Regions from separate parts of the Homo sapiens genome. Here region 1 is linked to region 2. Evidence: read pairs that join two places in POLR2A ChIA-PET (ENCODE). Cell type or tissue: GM12878. All regions are shown on one strand. Links, peaks and the distances in the headings refer to the core of each region. The heading gives the core; the rest is flanking DNA. Region 1 overlaps PDXP (pyridoxal phosphatase). Region 2 has its middle 5.3 kb from the start of LGALS2.

Region 1 (2,905 bases), core at 198-2,697, 76 kb after region 2:
TCTCTGCCTGGGTGAGAAATGGCAGTGCTCAGCATGCCCGGTGACGGTGATCAGGGTGAGTGCCTGGCACATAGTAGGTGTTCAGATGATGTAAGTTGTAGCCAGAGTCCCCCATGTTACAGAGAACTTAATGAAACAGCTTTGTGTGTGTTCTTCTTTGGTTTCCAAATTACTCTGGAGATGGAAGTTATTGTCCCATTTCTCAAGTAAAGAGACTGAGGCAGCCGGATGCAGTGGCAACAGCCTGTAGTCCCAGCTACTCGAGAGGCTGAGGCGGGAGGATTGCTTGAGCCTAGGAGGTCAAGGCTGTAGCGTGCTATCATTGCATCTGTGAAAAGCCACTGTACTTCAGCATGGGCAACATAGTGAGACCTTATCTCTAAAAGAAGAGGAAAGAAACTGAGACTAAGAGAAGGGAAGTGAGCTGCCCAAGAACAGATATAGTGAGCCCCTCCACCTCCTGTGTCCCCACACACCTGCCTCCATCCTGCCTCTGGGAATTGGTGTTTCAGCCCTCACAAGTAGGGACAGTCCTCGCAGGCTTCCCCTCCAACCCTCCAACCGCACCCCAATGATGGGTGGGGCAGAATTCTGCCAGCAACTCTCTGGCAGAGTGATAGAGCGCGGGAACCTGAATTTGGCCTTTGTGACACCGACCTCCAGGGCAGTCTTCACTGCTGTCATCTTGCGAGTTCAGCCCTGCAGGGGAGGCAGAAGCAAAAGGAGGCTCCTCCATTGTGGAGGGTTTGCGTTAGACAAGAGCAGGTGGCAGCAGAGGCTAATTGGCAGTGGTCAGTGTGTGTGGACAGGTTAATAGCCCAGTCAGTATACTGGGGCCGTGGACAGATCTCTGTCACTCCGTCTCTGTTGGCCACTGACCCGGACAGTCATTGATATTAAATCCTGGGGGTACAGGATGGTATTGAGTGGAGAGAAGTAGACACAGGATTATGGTGGGGTGGTGAGCAGGGCCTAGTGCCAGGGGCACCTAGGAAGACTTCCTGGAGGAGGCATGATGCAGGGCAGTGATAATACACCAGGAGATGTAAACCCAGTGTTATGGCATGGCAGAGAGGGATTCTGTAGTCCTTGGCCTCTCCTGGCTGTGCTGCACACCTGCTTGGTATGTGGGCGGGCTCACCTCAGCCTCAGTTTCCCTATAAGTCTGTGTTGAGGGCTCTCTGGTCAGGGCTGTCAGCGGCAGCAGCTCCTGCCTGCCTTAGGCTATGCTATGAAAAGTTTTTCCCAGGAGGCCTCAAGGCTCAGGTTAAGGCTGTGGGTTAAGAGGTTCCCCAGGGCTCAGGAAGGCTGGTTGTCAAGGAGCTAGGGAGAAACCAGGCCCTGCCCACACCTGCCTTGCAGGCGTCTGTGGAATCCAGACCCCTTTGGTCTCAGTAGCCACCTGGCTGTGCCCACCCATCCTGCTGTCACTCCCATAGCCTAGAGGGGGAGGCAGAGGCTTAACAAATACAGCACTGCGATCATGTTTGTGCACAGCTTGATGCAGCTTTCAAACAGTGTGGTGTGGTGTGGTGTGTGTGTGTGGTGTGGTGTGGTGTGACAATATTAATAAAAGCCCCCATGATGTGTATGTCTGAAATAATGCAAATATCTCACCCCCAACTCCTCCTCCCCTGCCCCAGGGACCTCCGAAATTGTGTGTTTATCTTGTCACCACATGGCAGCCACTTGAGCTGACAAATAGAAAGGCCTGCTGTCTTAGGAATACGTCATCAGCATAACATGCAGAGCGGTGGATTACAGAGTGGAGGGGAGTGGAATGATGGTGGCCTGGGAGACGGCGATGTTCCCAGATGCCCCTGCTAGGAGGCTCGCTCCCCTGAGGTCAGGATCTTTGTAGTGTTGACTGCTCTATCCCGTGTCTGGCATGTAGTTGGGCCTTAGTAAATATTAGCTGAATGAAGGATGTGGGACACAGGGCCCAAAGGTGAACAGCTCCATCCTGGTGGGGAAGGACAGAGTTGGGGCCATTCTTGAGCTCAGAAGAACATTTTGGGATGACTCAGTGGAAGCCCTTTCTGTCCCAGAAGGAATCGCTCACCAACGGAGCACGTGGCTTTTATTCTCTCTCTTTTTCTTTAATTTTTTTTTTTTTTTTTTTTTTTTTTTTTTTTTTTTTTTTTTGAGACAGAGTCTTGCTCTGTCACCCAGGCTGGAGTGCAGTGGCCTGATGTTGGCTCACTGCAACCTCTGCCTCCTAGGTTCAAGCGATTCTCCTGCCTCAGCCTCCCCAGTAGCTGGGATTACAGGTACCCACCACCACACGCAGCTAATTTTTATTCTCTACCAAGTTCTTAAAATAGGCAGGTCACAAGATGTCAGATGAGGGGAGAACTCCCAGGGGTGTTGCCCTGGGCCAGCCTGAAAGCATGAGTTCTGGCCCACCTCGGCCTTGATCTTGTGAGCCTGGGAAGTTTCTCTTCCTCATCTGGGGACAGCAGGGCTGAGGATTCTTGCTCTCCCCGCCTGTTTTCCCCTTTGTTCCCCTTCCCCATCTTTGCCTTTGGCTTAACTGAGTGGAGTGTTGTCAGCCTTGGGAAGGGAGACAGGAGGCCCAGAGCATTTGGGGTCAGACCAGTGGTGCGCTGAGAAACATGGAATAGCAGGGAAAGCCATGATTATACCATGTGCTGGCTTCTGTGGTGTAAATACTCCCAGTACAGCCGATCTTGAGCTACCAACGTGCAGTCAGTCCCTGAACGTGGGGTCAGGAAGAGATGTGCAGTAGCACACACCTTCATACAGGATTTCCACCATCACAGGTACGGTGGAACCTCAAGAGCAAAAAGAGCAGAGGCTAGTGTGGTTCAGTAACTAAGAAGTGATGAGTTTTGAGAACTTACTACCTTTGTTTTAAACATTATCATTTAGGTCGGGCACAGTG
Region 2 (2,905 bases), core at 97-2,596:
AAAGTTTATTTTTTTCTGATTGTATAAGAAATTAAAACATTTTAGGCTGGGCGCAGTGGCTCACGCCTGTAATCCTAGCACTTTGGGAGGCCGAGGCAGGTGGATCACCTGAGGTCAGGAGTTCAAGACCAGCCCAACCAATATGGTGAAACCCCATCTCTACTAAAAATACAAAAATTAGCCTGGTGTGGTGGCGTGCGCCTGGAGTCCAAGGTACACGGGAGGCTAAGACAGAAGAATCGCTTGAACCCAGGAGACGGAGGTTGCAGTGAGCTGAGATAGTGCCACTGCACTCCAGCCTGTGCAACAGAGCAAGAGTCCATCTCAAAAAAAAAAGAAAGAAAGAAAAGAAATTAAAACATTTTGGTGTCATGGGCCTGAGGCATCATGCCTGCTGAGCCTGGTGGTGCACACAGCTTCCCACGGGGCTCCTGCTATTGGGAGACTTTGGTCCTGACATCCCTGAGACCCCTACTGTGTCCTCTGCTGTCCTCCTCCCAAAGAACAAACAGATCAACACCCCGGCAATATCCATTTTAACTCTTGCTTCCCTCTCTGCCGAGCCCTCCCCAGCAGCACACAGAGGGACTGGGAAGACCCTCAGTTACTGGTGGGGTGTGGGAAACACAGAGGTTTCAGCAACAGATAGATAATGTCCAGTCCCGGCTCTGTCACCTACAAGCTAAGTGGCCATGACAGGTTGCTTCAAGCCTCGTTTCTGCATCTGTGAAAGGGAGCTAACAGCACCTTCGTCCCAGGGTGGTTGTGAGAATTTTTTTAAATTTTATTTTATTTTATTTTATTTTATTTTATTTTATTTTATTTTTGAGACAGAGTCTTGCTCTGTCACCCAGGCTGGAGTGCAGTGGCGCGATCTTGGCTCACTGCAAGCTCCTCCTCCCGGGTTCACGCCATTCTCCTGCCTCAGCCTCCCAAGTGGCTGGGACTACAGGTGCCCGCCACCATGCCCGACTAATTTTTTTGTATTTTTAGTAGAGACGGGGTTTCACCGTGTTAGCCAGGATGGTCTCGATCTCCTGACCTCGTGATCTACCCGCCTCGGCCTCCCACAGGGCTGGGATTACAGGTGTGAGCCACTGTGCCCAGCCTTAATTTTAATTTAAAAAGTTAACCTATGGGCTGGGTGCGATGGCTGACACCTGTAATCCCAGCTACTCAGGAGGCTGAGGCAGGAGAATTGCTTGAAACTGGGAGGCGGAGGTTGCAGTGAGCCGAGATGATGCCATTGCATTCCAGCCTGGGCGACAGAGCAAGACTCCGACCCAAAATAAATAAATAAATTATATATATGACCATCAGGTCTCCAGGATGTTTAGGCTGCCTGAGGGGGGGTCCCCTGCTCCTGCAGCTCTGATGAGCTGACCGTCCCTCCTTCAGGGGACTTCCACAGAGCTCTCGCCTCATCCAGCCCAGGGATCTTCCTGTTTAACTTGATGGCCGGGTCCGGGGCCCCTCTCTACACAGCAGCCACTGGCCATGCCTGGCCACCCATCCCCAGCTAGTGTCCCTCCAGGACCACCCAGGTCCCCTGGAGCTCTGGGGTCATCCCATCTCACCTGAAATCAGGGTGGGGCCTTGAAGGAGGAAGGAATTTGGAGACTTAGCAGGGAGTGGGCCAAAGCCACCGAGCTTTCTCCCTTTCTCCACTCCTGCCCCCACAGTCTTTCCACCAACCACTGGTTCTTTGTAAGATGTAAATGACAACATTCCACTCTCCTGCTTTAAACCCTCCAGGTTTCTCCTTGCACTTACAGCGAAATCCAAACTCCCCTCTCAGCTAACCAGCCCCACACGATCGGGTCTGGTCCACCTCTTAGCCCCGTCTCACGCCACCTGCCCCCTGGCCACACTGACATCTCTATCCCTTGAATTCACCAGGCTCATTCTAGTCTCATGCCTTATGTCCTTGCTGTTCCTTCCACCTGGAATTCTTCCTCAGCTCTTGGCTGGATTGAGCTCCTTATCATGTCAGTTTTAACTCAAAAGAGGGATGGATGGACAATCGGATGGATGGATGGGTGCTGTGATACTATTATTACATAAAATAGGTTTTGCCCATGGTTTCTAACTCATAACTCTCACAGCATTTGTTAGTCTTTTGTTATAATGTTGGGGTGCTTTAGGCCTCAGGAACAGGCCTCAGAAAACAGAATCAATCTCTGACCTTTGGCTGTCCTTCCTTCACCTGCTCCTTTCTCTCCTCAAGGTAGGAATCTCCCCCTGCCTTTCTTTCTTAGAACAGAAATTCTGGCCAGGCACAGTGGCTCACACCTGTAGTCCCAGCACTTTGGGAGGTTGAGGCGGGCGAATCACTTGAGGTCAGGAGTTCGAGACCAGCCTGGCCAACATGGCGAAACCCTGTCTTTACTAAAAATACAAAATAATTAGCAGGGCGCGGTGATGCGCACCTGTAATCCCAGCTACTCAGGAGGCTGAGGCAGGAGAATCGCTTGAACCTGGGAGGCTGCAGCGAGCCAAGATCACGCCATTGCACTCCAGCCTGGGTGACAAGAATGAGACTCCATCTCAAAAAAAAAAAAAAAACACAGAAATTCTTCCGTAAAGAAATTCCCTGGCAGGGCGCGTTGGCTCACGCCTGTAATCCCAGCACTTTGGGAGGCCGAGGCAGGCGGATCACCTGAGGTTGGGAGTTCGAAACCAGCCTGACCAACAAGGAGAAACCCCATCTCTACTAAAAATATAAAATTAGCCAGGCGTAGTGGTGCATGCTTGTAATCCCAGCTGCTCGGGAAGCTGAGGCAGGAGAATTTCTGGAACCCAGGAGGCAGAGATTGCAGTGAGCCGAGATCGCACCATTGCACTCCAGCCTGGGCAACAAGAGCAAAACTCCATCTCAAAAAAAAAAAAAAAAAAAAAAAAGAAA

Evidence for each region. Peaks named below come from ENCODE experiments on the same cell type or tissue, not always from the same donor. Only the 100,000 strongest peaks of a DNase experiment are listed, where the experiment ranks them.
Region 1: POLR2A ChIA-PET joins it to region 2 with 7 read pairs; 10 of 35 experiments call an interaction of 5 or more read pairs at or near these places.

The regions. Positions count from the first base shown.
Region 1 is chr22:37,659,815-37,662,719 of GRCh38, forward strand. All of the region lies in intron 1 of PDXP (pyridoxal phosphatase), which reads left to right. Among named protein-coding and RNA genes, the nearest start is that of PDXP, 2.5 kb to the left of the region's middle. RefSeq lists enhancers at 112-623, 624-1,134. In GM12878, for the core only: a CTCF peak has its summit at 1,451; no DNase peak of the experiment used is centred there; H3K4me3 peaks cover 2,277 bases; H3K27ac peaks cover 519 bases.
Region 2 is chr22:37,583,899-37,586,803 of GRCh38, forward strand. No RefSeq gene overlaps it. Among named protein-coding and RNA genes, the nearest start is that of LGALS2, 5.3 kb to the left of the region's middle. In GM12878, for the core only: no CTCF peak of the experiment used is centred there; no DNase peak of the experiment used is centred there.